Linked DNA regions of Mus musculus: region 1 is linked to region 2. A link is a loop called in an ENCODE intact Hi-C map of the cell type or tissue named here. Cell type or tissue: left cerebral cortex. All regions are shown on one strand.

Region 1 (5,000 bases), 120 kb before region 2:
GTAGCCCTGGGTTAAGAACACAGTTCTGCCCAGCAGGTATTCCAGGGCAGGCCCTCTATAAAGCACCATGTGTGCAGCAAAGTAAAATGAAACTCCAACTCTTATTTAACAAATTCTGTCTCTTCTAACACAGACATACATTAGGTTAACTTTTTCCTAATGTGTTCCTTTTACTTTTCCAAACAAAGCAGGGCACAGAAGACGTTTAGAAGAGCTAAGTAAGTGAAATGACTTTTTAAAGGATCTCTCACAGATTGTTGTAGAGACGCAGTGGTGGTTAGGAATACATCTTGTCATGGATTCTTCACTGAATGTGTTTATTTAGTCCTTTTGGAGGAATGAGCATCCACATACATGCTAAGTGGAGGAGGGGAAAAATTCAAATAGACACCTGGAGACAAAAGCCAACTGCCCTGTGCTAAAATGTGACTTCCTGGATAGGACTGAAGACTAGACTCAACATCCACAAGCAGCTACAGCCTGAGGCATTTCCCATGGGAATACACCAGAGAGGCTACAACAATGGGAAGCTCTGAGAGCATTCAGAGTAATTACAAACAGGTTTATGGGGAACTCAGTACCCAAGAATGCCTTTCCACGATTCAGTAAGTTTATGGCTCTTTCAGAGCTTGGCAAATATCCCTGAGCAGAGGAGAAGTTATCCCCTTCAAAATACAGAAAGTGCCTTGTGAATAAAAAATGATATCACCATAGCAACACATGGATGTTTCCACTCAAAGTGGGCCTTCTAGGCCTGGCCTTAAAAAGACAGTGTCCTCTGAAGAGGACAGACAGGCCTATGTCTTAGATTTAATAGTTGCCAAGGGGCCAGCTACAGATCCTTAAAACAATGGTATAAACAAGAGCTCTCAGGGACTAGAGGCTTGTTCCATACACAGAAGTCGAGGAAACCACCATAAGGAACGTGGGCAATCTTCATTTCAGGTATATGAAGAGCCATTATTACTCCCATGCTCTTGAAATAAACCAGAAGCCTCCAAAGGTCAGAATGCTGTCCAAGGTTACAGATGTATGTGGAAGAACCTACACTGTTATAAACCCCAGAGGACAAATTCAAACTCCTCATGCTTCTCCACACTTAGCCCTAACACTTGGCTAACACTGATCATCCGCTGAGCCCAAGATGGCAGTCCACCTGGAAGGCCCAAACCCTGGTACCAAAATGACACCCTGCCTGCCATGAAGTTAACTGTTCAAGTAGCCTCAAGGAAAATACATAGCCTATGGAGTCTCTAGTCTGGGAAGTGAGGGTATCTTGGGTTCCTTCCTAAGAGTATCTGAGGGCTTATGATGCTCTGGGAAATTTCAAGAAAACTGATATGTGGCTGGCCAACTAGCCCAAACTGTGAGAGGTCAGACCCAAATTAATATCTGGCTATGCTAGAGGCTTCCCTGGGTACATTACATGCAAAATTGGCAGTTCAGGGGAGATCTTGGCTTAGCAAAGAACTAACTAATAAGTGAGAGGAAACTCTATTTCACACAATTTTTTCCATTAAAGCTAAGAATATATAGTCACTATCTTCTAATAAAGCTACAAAGCTGCAGTTGAGCCTACAAAATGGCAATCTTGACTATTTGATGAGACAGGACTCTGGGTCTGATTAATGTCAGTATGATGGTTGTATATTTGAAAGTATTTTTATAATAGTTTATACAATATCTTAAAGCTGTAGGTGAAAATATTTGCATTTTAAAATAGTTCATAAGGTTAAAAGTTATGTGGTATTGGTGACTTCCTCATATATAATTTTTAAAAAACGTCTAAGAGGAGGTAATGGATGTGATGGAATAACCAACTCTGAGCTTGTTCTTCATTCATCCCCTTGTAATCAGATTTTTCTGCTCTTCTCACCAGTAGATGGTGCTATCTCTTGAACTTGGACTGTCTTTGTGCCTTGATTCGACCATGAAAATCACTGAAAATGATACTACTTCAATTTCCCAGGTCAGGCTTCAGGGACCTTGTGCACTTCCCAGTTCTCCACCACCCCTTTCAGTGAATCTGAGAAAGACACTGCAGTGGAGTGAAGGAATAAGAGACCTAGGCAATTGTTAGTCAACCTCAGGACATGAGAAACCATCCTAATCCTTCTTACTCACCGATTACCCCAAATGATCATACTCACACAAAGAAGCTCTGTTGAGATCAGATGGTCCTGTCCAGTTCAGTATGAATGCTGTGCTGACTCACCGACCCATGCACCATAGCAGATATTGGTAGATTGAAACAACCAAGTTTAAGGATATTTGTTATACAGCCATAGCTAACTGATACAGCAGGTTTCCCAGAGTATGAATGAAAGCTTTTTTCCAACACACCCACCCACGAGGCAGACAGGAGTTTGTTCTGTTCTAGAGTCTATTCTTTATAAGAATATACTACCATATCTGTTATTTGAGTATGTTAGGTGCTAGAGTAAACTTCTTCTGCTCTAATTCCTTACTTAATTCTGGTAGCAAAGTATTCTCCATAGCCACATAGCCATATTGAGATTTAATATTTTCGTATTAGACGCCAGGAAAGGAGAAGTGGACTGAAGTCACATGATGTGTGACATCAAAAAAGTAAATCTAAGGATAACTTATCTCAAGCTCACATGCTTAGAAAGCTCTGTTTCTAATTTGTTCTTAATTAGTTATGCATTGCAAGGTTTAAAAAGTTTCCACCATGGCTGGACAGCAACTTCATGTGCATTTTTCCAGTAGGAGAGTCCAAGAGTAACTAATCTCCCGATTCCCCCACTGCAAGAGGACAAGCAGAGAATACCTACTTCTTTCTGGTACCCAGGAAGGAAAGCTATTTACTCCATACAAACATCAGGAGATGGGTCTAAGCTAGGCTTAGAAAGCTTAATCTATGAGCCAGACAGTCAGTACTTCAGCTGTTATTGTCTCGTTCTACCACACAACCAGCCACAGAAACACACAAATGAGAGGGGATAACTGGATTTACCCTGCAAAAAGGCAGCATTTACTCTACAAAAGAAGATAGAGTTCATCAAGCCATAGCTGCAGGATTGAACAAGGAAGGAGAAATATATGGAAATGTTAGTGCTCCTATTCCCTAGAGTTAGGAAACAATAATAAAAGGTCTATTAAAAGTGTCTTAATATTAATAGCATCTGAATCATCAATCCTTTTTATAATATGAGAGATGATTAATTGTTTCTTAATGAATGGATGGACTCATCTTGAGTTACTTGCCATATATGAGCTCCCAGCTCAGGATGAAGAGGACATATGAGGCTATATATTTTTCCCTTGAGCAAAAAAAAAAAAAAGATGGTGGGAGGTAAGTCTAACATCCAACACAGTTGTCATATATAGTCAACTGTGCCAATGATCATTCAAAATATAGTTTAACTGATGGTAATTCAAGCTTCAGAAACAGGTGTGAGCAAAGTTCTGATTCTTCCACCGAGTGATTTTTTTTGACATCTTTATATTAGACATATTTTTTTCAAAACATTGGCCTGTGGAGTGAAGCTGAAGACTAAACAAAACTGCCTACCACAAGGATTCTCAGTAATCACTGTCAATCAAATCAAATGGTAACTCCAGGGACTCCCTTGCAACAATACAGACCTGACCACTGCTTATCTGGCAGAATCAAGCATCAAACATTCAGACAGGCATGGACACCCCATCAATAGACACCTCAGCTATTACTCTTTTGTGTACAAAAGTAGGGTGAATGGACAGAGATTTCCTCTACAGGTCCTTTAAACACTTAAATATAATTAATCCACCGCCATTTTCAGCTAAGTGCATTCTTGCCTATTAGTTAAATATGAAAAGCTATCCAGCCGATGTGCAAAGAACTGAACAGCTTTGAATAGCAGTCACTTCCTTCTTAATACCTAAGTTCAATACTTGCAGACATGGAAGGCTTTGTTTCCTATTGGAAATAGCATTGTCAAAATGATAGCCACTAACAACATGTAGTCATGCAAACTAAAATTGAGTAAAATTTAAAATTTAATTCTTTGCTTGTATTAGTCCCATTTCAAGCTGCATCACTATATGGTACAGACGGAGAAAATTGTCACAGAAATTCTAGACAGAGTGTTCTAGTTTAGATTAACGCAGCATAGGCTATTCCGTTCAGTGATTAATTCAGAGACACTAAAGCTGCCATCAGAGAAATGGACTCTACTTTTGTGCATGGTCCCTGGTTTTGAGGGTACACTGGGCCACATGCAGACCAGAACAGCAGCATCTACAAATACCTGGCAAATGACAGGTAGGGATCAGTGGACAAAAATCCCACCTGTCATGGGGTCTAGCTTGGTCACTCTGAGTGACATATTATCTTGAGGTTTCCAGAGTTGCTGGGTAACAGCAAACCCAGGTGGCCCATGTGATTGCCTGTTGGCTCACACCCCCCTTACTGGCTCAACTTGGGTTAGTTCTGAGGGAACCTAACTAAGACAATTATGTCAGTAAGACAGTCACATTTATCTTGGCACTGAATGCTGCTGTCTGAGACCTAGTTAATATCACTGGTAAAAATGACCACCATTTGTGGAATTAGCATTTAAGATCTCAGAAAAAAAGGTATGCCTTTAACTGTCTTACTGGGTGTATATACTTTCTATATTTTCTGAGCTTTGCAGCACTCTTGTCCGTTTTTATTTTATTTTATTTTTTTACTGTGTTGATATTTCTCAGCTTGATCATTTGCTTAATTGCCAGTTCTACTTTTAGAACATTTAGCTGTTTCCAAAAATCAAGCCACTCTTCAGTGACATCTGGCCTCCATTGAGAATACTGAAAAGAACATGTCCCGGGCTCTGAAAGCAATTCCCACAGTCCAGCTCTCAGGCCCTTTAGCCAATAGCAAGTCATTAGAATAAATGGAGCCCAGCCATGGAGGGCAGGGCTGCTCATTTCCCTTGTTTCCTGTGTGACTTCTGAAACCCAGTTTCTTCATGGTCAGGTCTATCTGCCCATTTCTCTCACTACCTTTTTGTTCA
Region 2 (5,000 bases):
AATGCACAGAAAGTGTGCTTGGCACAGGGCCTGGCACTTGGGATGCCCAAACTGTAGTTGTTATCATTATTATTGCTTTTGTTGTAGTTAGAATTAAGAATTCTCCTCATTCCAGCACTAACTCTTCCTGACCTAAATTAAACAATCCTCATGTCCTAGCTACACAGAAGGAGAAAACAAAAACAGTATAGATTCTTTTCTATACTTCTAACCAAATACAGAGCTTTGCAAAACAGAAGCAAACTTTTTAGTATATAACCAAATCTGGATTTACTTAGAAATTAAGAAAGAGATCCTAAATTCCATGATTAGAAATGTTAGACATTATGTAACATAACTGCCATACACCTCTATTTGGACTTTCTTATAAAAAGAACTAACCACCCTTTTTATAAGAAAGAAAAAGAACAAGGTGGGGGTGGGAATCATGGGAAACAAGCCTCTGAGAAGATATCTGGTTATCTTTAATAATTACCACATGCCTTTAAACATAAAAATTACCTTTGGTTATTAGGAAGGTACCCCCCCCATGACCATATGAACACCACAGTCTTGCACCCTGAAGCAAGAAACAGAGCTGAGAACAAAGGTCACCTAAGGTTGGTTTATACCTCCACACCTCACTTCCTATATGACTTCACTCAGTCACCTTTTGTGAGTCCCAGTATCTTTAAAATGAGGTGAATTTTGAACCCTTTGCCAATGACACAAGGATAGTATGTAGAATGCCCCCCCCCCAAATTTCAGGATAAGAGTCTCTGCCCTGATGTTTATAATACTAAATGGCAATTCCCTAGGCAAAAATATCATTGGAAGATCTCTATGTGGTAAATAATCTGTTTAAAATTATCTCGAAAGAAGACTGTGTCTTGCTGCTCCAACACGGCTGTGCTTCACCTATTGAAAACATCAGTATCTAATGCAAGAAAAGGTGACTAGAGACCGAATTAAGACTAGCAAGTCATAGAGTTGGGGGTGGGGGCTGTAAACAGAGCCTGCGTAGCAAGGTCATTAGCATTGTTGGGTTTTTCCCAACTAAGTCTTCTTGCTATGCATGGAAGTGTTCATAAACTGGACATTAGCAGACAGGCTAGAGAAGTGAGAAAGAGAAGAGAAAGATAAACAAGAGAAGGAATGAGATGGGGGCATGCTATGGAATGATGTCTGAGTCAGTAACACCTGGAGAGAAATGTCAGGAAAACTATCTCAAAAGGGAAGAGTAGTCATCAGATTCTAAGTTCACAGTGTGTGATGCCTTATCAGCCCAGATATTCCAGCATCTGGTGGTAGCAGGAACGGAAACCCCTGCAATTGATCCACTTAATCCTATGGATCACATTCAACATCCAGGACAAATGTCTTTTATGCCCTGCAAAGTGCTGGGAAGCCTGTTACTCACAGGCTCCAACCTGTAGAGAAACGGCCACCAAGTGATTTGGAATAACTCTTGCCAACGGAAGCATAAACTATCTGCTGGCTTCCACTCACCCTCTTCGGGACAGTCAGTGCATACTACTTAGCAGGTCTGAATCTTCCCTTGGAAAAAAGTCTCACTTCATTCAAATAGTACAGCCCACCTCCCTCATGTCAGTACCCAGGGCCAGAAAATCAGAGATTCAAAAGCAATAGAGAGAGTCATGGAGTCTAAGGGTTTTGCTGAAGACCAGGCCCGCTTCTCTCCTATTACCATATATGATGAAGTCCGTAGAGAGATCTGCTAAGTTCAGAATGACCCCTGAGTTTCACCATGAGGCACCACACCAGCCATGGTGAGGGAAAACCCTTTCTTGATTGATGGCACCTTTTAAAATGTCACCATCGCTATCAAAATGCTTTTATTGTGTGCTTCAAAGCACCACGTATTAGAACTGTGCCTATCTTAACAGTACAGCACATAGCTGTAACTGTTTTACCCCACAATCATTTATTTGTCTGCTTCCCCACAAACCCTGATATTCGAAAAGCCAGGATAAGAAATCATTTTACGACCGTTATTCTTTCAAGTCTTTCCTTTCTGTGAGGTTGTTTTGTTTCTTTTTCTTACACAGCTGCACCCCAGAGTCCAAATTGTTTCCAATGGACAACTGTTTTGAGCACATTTCTCCCCAATGTCTATTTTAGCTCCAAAAAAAGCCAAGGGCAAAGATAAAACCAAACTATCGTGTGTGTGTGTGTGTGTGTGTGTGTGTGTACAAGTGTGTACACGTGTGTATGCACCACCAGCCAAAGCACCAAGGAAAAAGTGGGCAGCATAGAGTGGTCCGCCCCCAGCATCAAGTCGGTGAAAGGAAGCAAGCCAGCCTTGAGAAATGAATCCATGTGTTCCTGCTGAGCAACCCTTTAAGGGAGCATGCCCATTCCTAAACCCTGACTGGTAGCTATCACTTTCTCCTAACGGAAGTAAGTTCCCAGCACCTGTTCTTGGATCGCAAAGATGGCAAGGAGCATTCTCCACTGCCCACCCCACCTGTTCTGTGTGGAGAACACGTGGAGAACCGGCTGTGAGCTGGTCAGCCTACCCTGCATTCCCTCAGTAAGCCAGGAGTACAGGTGGTTGGTTACCTGCACAGGTACTGATTGCTGTCAGAACAACTTTATTACTAGCCTTGGTAGTGAAAGGGTCCCTCCCTGTCACCGCCGCCACTACCAGCCAGGCTGTGGGAAAGGGGCAGAAGGCAAGAGGAAAAGGTCTTCTTGGTGCCCAAGGGGTCACTCCTCCACCGCTGCAGTCCTAGAGCCCAGACCCCTTCCTCCCTAGCCCCGCAAGAGACCGGAGTGTCCCCGTGCCTGTTCGGTGTGGCTGGACCCAGCGCAGCTCGCCGGGCACCGAGCCCCGAGAGCCCGAACTGCTGGAGCCGCAGCGCCCACTCGGGGCAGGCGGCGAGCACTCACCCTTCTGCTCTCGCAGGCTCGACAGCGACCAGAGCAGCAGCGCCACCGAGGCCAGGAAGCAAAGCTGGCTCAGCAGAAGGTCCCTCCGCCGGCGGCGGCTGCGGCGGCGCGCGCAGTCCTGGTCGCCCGGCGGCGGCATCCTCGGACAGCCGGGCGGCGTCCCTGGCGGGCGGCGTCCGCTCGGGTCGCGGGCGGCCGCGGCGGGGACGGCGGCAGGAGGCAGCCCTGCGCGCAGCAGCCGCGCGTCCTCGCTGCGTTCCCACCCGGCCGCCGCCTCCTGCTTTCCCTCCTCCCGGCCGCTGCCGGTCTCCACGCCGTCGCCCTCGTCGCTATCGCTCAGTCCCTCCTCCCCCGCCGCCTCCTCCTCCTCGCCGCTCGCCCGCACCGCCGCCTCCCTGCGCTCGGGGTCCCTCTCCTGCTCGCGCGCCATGGCTCCCACGCTCCGCGCCCGCGTTCGGCCTGGGGCGGCGGCGGCGGGGGCGGCCGGGAGGCGGGGGCGGCGGGGGCGGTGGAGGAGGAGCGGGGAAGGACCGGCGAGAGGAGGGCCGGCCGCTGGCCACCCGAAGCAGGCCCTGACCTCAGGCTGCGGGAGTGCAGCTCGGGGTCGCACTCCAGTGTCCACGCGGGGGTGGGTGGGTGGGGGACTCGGAGCCGAGCGGCGGCCGGAGCGCGCCAACAGCTAGAGTGAGCGCAGCTTCCCGTACCCCACGGTGGGTCGGCGGCAGGGGGGCTGCGCACGGGAGGGGGACAGCGCCCGGGATGCTATGAGTCGCTGGCCAGCACCGCGGGGAGGGGGCGCAGGGAGGAGACTGGGCTGTGGAGGGAGCCCGGTGCACAGCCCTTCAACCCTTTGGTGCCCAGAGAAAGAGGCGGTGCGGTGGGGGAGGCCCGCTAGGCGGGATGTGGATAGACAGATCTCCACCAAGGAGGACTGGCCTGAAACTTTCAGAGAAAAGAAGGATTTCCTTGGCCCTCTTCCATCCGTTGCCTTAAGCTAGAGCGTCTAGAGTGTGCTAGGTGGCCAATTCCTAGCCACTGGTCCTGCCTCCTGCCGCTGGCCTCAGGGGTTCCCCTCTGCCCCCTGGTGGGGATCCCGGTGAGCCAGGCTCAAGTCCTGAAACTGGCCTCCTGGGGGGGTTTGGCTTATTAGGGTTGTCCTGGCTTCCCCCTCTGGCTAGGGTTCACATTTCGCTCTCTGAGGAGCTGAAGCAAGTCCAGTGTGTGGCTGAACCTGAGGGGGCCCTAGTAAGTTCCCTAGGAGGGAGACTCTTGGCCTTCTACAAGGACAATCAGTCCACCCCTCCCCCAAGATTAGAGCCCTAGGCCCCAACTCCCTAATTCGAGTTCTTCTGCCCCTGCCTATTAAAGATGTAGAGGCTGACATCCCCACCCCTATCTGCAGTACCATTGAAAAGGGCACCTAGTGATCCCAGGGGTTCACTCCCAGGGGCTTGGACTTCCCTAGCCTCATCCCAGGTACCTGCCTGCAGGATGGAAGACACACGACCCCAGAGGAAGGGAAGAAGAGATGTGTTTCCAAGTGGTGGTTAAACTTAAGTCTTATTCCAAAAGGATGGTCCTAGAAATCAGATATATGTTTGGATGGCTCTTGGGCCTGAGCAATCTAGCCCTCGGGAGTTGGGAGGAAGTGGGGAAACTCCATAGAGACTTCTCCCTGCCCAGGTCACAAGGGACCCACAGGATCAACTGTGAGTGACCTTCCATCCCATATAGTGTCAGATGTCCCCTGACAACATCTGGAGACATGGAAAGTGATCACAGGTGGTTTGTTTTCTGCTGAAGAGCAGAATTTGCTTTCCATGTGTTTATTCCCTCCCACTCCTATGTTGGCTGCCCCATATCCAGAGCACCTTCCCTGCAATGGCTAGGTGAGTCTTTGCTTAGGTCACCAGGTAACAAAGGAGGAACGCAAACTCTTCAAGTTCATCCAGATTGGAGCATCATGGAGAATTCTCCAATTCTGTCACCACTATCAAGCCTTCTTGATAGTGGTGACCCTTGAGGAATTCAGAGTAATCTCGACTTGTTAGGAAAGACACTCATATAGTGTCTCTAGTGGAAGGCAGGGAGGTGGGTGGGAGATGGGG

What was found. Peaks named below come from ENCODE experiments on the same cell type or tissue, not always from the same donor. Only the 100,000 strongest peaks of a DNase experiment are listed, where the experiment ranks them.
Region 1: a loop joins it to region 2, with 6 times the contacts of the local background. A loop is called at or near these places in 22 of 42 quality-filtered maps.

The regions. Positions count from the first base shown.
Region 1 is chr2:145,288,572-145,293,571 of GRCm38, reverse strand. All of the region lies in intron 2 of Slc24a3 (solute carrier family 24 (sodium/potassium/calcium exchanger), member 3), which reads right to left. Gm52529 (a long non-coding RNA gene) reads left to right here and starts at 4,834. Exons shown (of 3, transcript XR_003953927.1): 1 at 4,834-5,000. In left cerebral cortex, a CTCF peak has its summit at 1,877 (motif pointing right); DNase peaks (open chromatin) are centred at 1,904, 3,422 and 4,831.
Region 2 is chr2:145,166,090-145,171,089 of GRCm38, reverse strand. Slc24a3 (solute carrier family 24 (sodium/potassium/calcium exchanger), member 3) reads right to left here and starts at 3,315. Exons shown (of 17, transcript NM_001356497.1): 1 at 2,893-3,315. The coding sequence starts at 3,031. In left cerebral cortex, CTCF peaks have their summits at 2,882 and 3,964 (motif pointing left); DNase peaks (open chromatin) are centred at 2,376, 2,894, 3,182, 3,861 and 1 more place; H3K4me3 peaks cover 3,060 bases; H3K27ac peaks cover 1,766 bases.